2 separate regions of the Homo sapiens genome follow, and region 2 is linked to region 1. Evidence: chromatin loops called from intact Hi-C (ENCODE). Cell type or tissue: PC-9. All regions are shown on one strand.

Evidence for each region. Hi-C counts contacts between places; a loop is a spot of excess contacts. Peaks named below come from ENCODE experiments on the same cell type or tissue, not always from the same donor. Only the 100,000 strongest peaks of a DNase experiment are listed, where the experiment ranks them.
Region 2: a loop joins it to region 1, with 2.6 times the contacts of the local background. A loop is called at or near these places in 1 of 110 quality-filtered maps.

Annotation. Positions count from the first base shown.
Region 1 is chr7:114,900,545-114,903,044 of GRCh38, forward strand. No RefSeq gene overlaps it. Among named protein-coding and RNA genes, the nearest start is that of MDFIC, 20 kb to the right of the region's middle. In PC-9, no CTCF peak of the experiment used is centred here; a DNase peak (open chromatin) is centred at 1,477; H3K4me3 peaks cover 461 bases; H3K27ac peaks cover 1,149 bases.
Region 2 is chr7:114,986,435-114,988,934 of GRCh38, forward strand. All of the region lies in intron 4 of MDFIC (MyoD family inhibitor domain containing), which reads left to right. Among named protein-coding and RNA genes, the nearest start is that of MDFIC, 66 kb to the left of the region's middle. In PC-9, no CTCF peak of the experiment used is centred here; no DNase peak of the experiment used is centred here; H3K27ac peaks cover 1,017 bases.

The sequences.
Region 1 (2,500 bases):
CATGGAGGTAGCAGGAGCAAGAGTGAGAGTGGTGGGGGGTGCCACACACTTTTTAATAACCAGATCTTACAAGAACTCACTATCACAAGAACAGCAACAAGCTATGAGGGATCTGTCCCATGACCCACACACCTCCCACCAGGTCCCACCTCCAACATTGGCAATTACATTTTAACATGAGATTTGGGGGAACAAATATCCAAACTGTATCAGAGGGCTCCAACTTTTTACTAACTATCAACAGGAGGCCACTCTCAATTCCTAGAGGCTTCTAACAGTTCTTGGAGGCCACCTGCCACTCCTTGCCACATGGGCTTATACAGTATAGCTTTTTACTTCATCAATAATTTATAGAATTATAAAGAGAAATAAATCAATCTATCATCACAGTAGAATATTGGATCTGGTATTTGAATTTACCCTACTTATGAGAAATTAGCCAACTACTGTTTCATGGATGCTGACTGAAAATACAAGGCTCTTGGGTCAGAAAAAAAGGAATTATTTTTCATGGCAAGCAGCATAAGCATTAGCATACTTCTATCAGTTCTCTTTGCCCCCAAGTCTCATGAGGGAAACAGGATGGGCTCAGATGGGTGCATAATGTATCTCAGAAATTCAGACTGGGGAAGCCACTGCTTTTATTACAAGCAGTAGGTGAGTACGCAGCTTTTCTGGAGGCTGGGGGATGGCACTTTTTCTCTCAATGCTATCAGTGACATTAACAACCCCCAAAAATGGCCCAGGTAAAAGAAGGATCAGAGCTTTGCAGTATTGGCACACCCAGCAAAATACATAGGAATGCAAGAGGTCCAAGGAGAACTGTATCTCACAAAAGATATTTTTAGCACCACCTTCTCAGAAATTTATAGAAAAAACTACACAAAATATCAGTAAACACACAGAAGATCTGAAAAATATTATAAAATTTGAACGAACTGATATTTACAATACAAAATATTAAGTATAGCACTCATGGTATGTTTACTAAGAGCATTTGCAGGGCAGTTAAGCAAATCACAATATATTTAAAAGAAATTAAATTATGCAAGGTATATTCTCTGAGCGGAGTAAAATCAAGTTAGAAATTTGCAACAATAAGGTATTTTACTAGTCAGGGTTCTCTAGAGGGACAGGACTAATAGAATAGATGTAGATATGAAGGGGAGTTTATTAAGGAGTATTGACTCACACAGACATAAAGTGAAGTCCCACAATAGGCCATCTGCAAGCTGAGGAGCAAGGAAGACAGTCTGAGTCCCAAAACCTCAAAAGTAGAAAAGCCAACAGTGCAGCCTTCAGTCTGTGGCCAAAGGCTCCAGAGCCCCTGGAAAACCACTGGTGTAAGTCCAAGATTCAAAAAGCTGAAGAACTTGGAGACTGATGTTCAAGGCATGAATCATCCAGTGAGGGAGAAAGATTGAGGCCAGAAGACTCAGCCAGTCTAGTTCTTCCACATTCCTCTGTCTGCTTTTATCTTAGCTGTGCTGGCAGCTGATTAGATGGTGCCCACCCAGATTGAGGGTGGGTCTGCCTCTCTCAGTCTAGTGACTCAAATGTTAATCCCCTTTGGCAACACCCTCACAGACACGCCTAGGAACAATATTTTGCATTCTTCAATCCAATGAAGTTGACACTCAATATTAGCCATCACAGATACCCAGGAAAACCTTGAACATTTGTAAAATAACAACTCACTGATAAATAATTCATGGGTCTTAGAAGACATTGCAATGAAAATTAGATAATATTTTTAACAGTGATATTGAAAATACAATATGTCAAACTTGGTGATACAGAGCTAAAGCAGTGTTTAGGGGGAAAATAATGGCTTTAAATATTTCTATGTGAGAAGAAGAAAGTTCCAAATCAATGATGCACCTTAAGAACCTAGAAACAGTAGAGCAAATTAAACCCATTATGCATAGAAAAAAAAAGAAAAATATAGAGTAGAAATCAATGAAATAGACCAGCAACCAAGAAAATTTTAGAATTAAAAAGTGGATTCTTTAAAAGGAACAATAAAATTGATAAGCCCCTACTAGACAGAACAAGAAAATACAGAAAGATAGAGAGTGTGGGTAATATCAAGAACAAGTGATGGATTATCATGGCATATCCTATGCATATTAAAAGAGTAACAGGAGAATGTTAACGATAACATTGTGCCAAAAATTTTAACTTCTTGAAATACAGTTTACCAAAACTGACACCAGATAAAACAGAAAATCTGTGATCTCAGTGCAGGCAAAATTTTCTTAGAAAAGACATACAAATATACAATAACACTTCAATAGAGTTTTTGAATAAAATGCAGACTTGGGAAGTAGATTCTTGGTACTATATTTGTTTTCTAACCATAGAGCTTTAAATACATGCATTAAGAAAACTCTAGAGAATATCACAGAAAGGTTATGATGATTAAACACACTATGGAAGGAAGCTTCTGATATGGTTCCCAATGATCCCCACCACTTACTATTTACCCCCTCATGCGATC
Region 2 (2,500 bases), 86 kb after region 1:
GGCAATTAGAAAAGCCCATAAAGTGATTTCCCCTCCTTCCTTGTGAATCACTGGTAAAATGGTAAAAATATCTTTCCTTGACCTTACTATTTCCCCTTCCTTTCACCATCTGCAAACTCCAGGTCTAACTCCTTGCACCTGGAATTTTGCCTCCACTGTAATGCATAGACATGTCTGTACACATGGTCAGGTGAAACACTGCTGAATGCCTTTGTTTCTCCTCTCCCCTCAGCCTGGTATGTTCTCATAACTCTCTTTGCATTCTTAATCTCTACACATTTTTTCAGAACTCATCTTAGTCATCATCTCCTGATGCCCCATTTTGGGCGAATTGCCCCTTTTTTGGGTCTCCCACAGCAGGCTTGGTTGATCTATTAATCTATTAATCTATTGATCTGTTAATCTACCTTTCTGTATTAAAATGTAATCTCACTGAAAGCAGAGTCTGTCTTACTCATCTTTTAATGTTTAGCCTACAGCCTAGTGCCTGGCTTATACAAGTTCAGAAAAAAGTGAGTTAGGAGTGTCAACTGGAGAACTAGACTTGTTCTTTATTACTCCATAGACATTGTGGTTGAAAGGGCAGGAATGGCTGAAATTCTTAAGGGAGAGAATGTGAAGGAATAAAAGGAAGGGCAAATATTTGAGCTAAAAGAAATGCAAAAAGAGACCCAGCAGAGGGAGGACAGTTACTCAGAGATCCTACTTCCCAGCCCCATCAAGTTTTCTCACTATTCCGTATGGGTTTCAAACAACTACATATTCTTGAATCCTGAAGGTGGGAAAAGAAATTAGAAAGGTAAAATTGAAATTGAGTTGTTTGCTGTTACAATACTGTTTCAACAGTATTGTAAAATCTTACATTAATTTTTTCCCATAAAAAGCTTTTCCGTTTTGCCTATAATTGTAGAAGTACTACAGTAGTATTTTAGTGGAAAGATAATAATAGGAGCTCATGATATGACCATAAAGTTATAATCAGAGCTTCCAGAAACAAATTTTCTGTGACTTTGGAAAGATATGTCACTGCATTCCTCAAAATACTTAATTTGCTTGGATGATGTTTTGTTTTGTTATGTTCTGTTTTCTCAGGCGCAGTGCCTTCCATCCCATGTTACAATAATGGTGTGGGCGAAAGGTTTAGAATTCTGCTTTCCAATGCAATATTTGCTAGTTCTTTGGAAAATAGGACTTCAAGAAATGTCACTGCTCAGCCAACACATTAAATTGAAAAATAGTAATACAATGAGGAGTGTGTGTATGGAGAGTAGGCATGATCAGAGTTGACTATATCAAAGTATAAATCATTCTGCACATATAAATCATTAATTTTTGTTTACTTGAAATATTTAAATTAGCTGTCTTTTTTTAAAAAATAAAGCAATTATCCATCAGAAGTATTTATAAATAGTAAGTGTTTCTGTAGGGCCAAAAGTAAACATTTAAGTGCCTTATCTTAAAGTTTAGGAAAATAAGTTAACTAGGTAGTTTGTTATCATACCTATGTATTTGGTGAGGAGCAAAGAAACTATTTTACAAGGTTCTGAAAAATATGTAACTTAATATTGAAACATAGAGATAACTCAAAATATGCCTCAAGCCTCAGAGCTCTTCTTTTGTAATAACCAATAATTTATAGGCCATCTTAAAGAAGAAATAGAAGCTATCAGCTATGTATGGACTTCACCGTTGTTTTTTTGTGTTTGTAGACAAGCTATCTTAGGTCACTGCTTTAGCAAATTAAATTAGCTCAGCATTCACTCAGGAGATGGGTGAGGAGGAAATAAAACAATGGAGATACAGATAGATTGGCCAGGAAGCTTTAGGGTGTGGGGTAGTTGGATGCAGAGGCTATTTAGAAACCAGGCTTCAGAATAATGGAAAGAATTGAATAAATCCTATGACTCTACTAATGCACCAAAGTTTTGTTTTGTTTTGTTTTTTAGTACAGTGATGAAATGTTAGGTGATTTTTTTAGGTCAAACATAATATGTAGGCACAGCAGCCAGGCTGGAGATGAAAGTTTGTTCGTGAGGGATTCAACCTCAAGAGCTCTGTCAAGTGCAGGTAATAGAGGAATTGAAGATTTACTTTAGAGTTTCAGGATTAAATGAGGTCCAGAGCTAAATCTGGGTAGATTTGGAAGAGCAGTCAGATATGTATTATTCTGAGCAGGACTGTCATTAACATTTTAGTTCAATTAATTTGGAAATTGAGTAGAAATTAGGAAATTAGGAGGAATAGCTGAATGTAGTTTGGAGATGATCATGAGTTGAGTTTTAGATCTGTTCAGTTTTGTATGATTATACGTAATTCAAGAGGAGAATTCCAAAATGCATTTGGAAATATACAAATGGAGCTGGAGAGAAGGAGTTAGAGGCAAATATACTTATTCATATTTGTTCTCATAGAGGAGACACTTCACTATAAATCTGGATGAGATTTTAAAGTAGAGATTTCAGAGAAAAGGTCAGATGGCTGAGAACTGAGTGACTCAGCG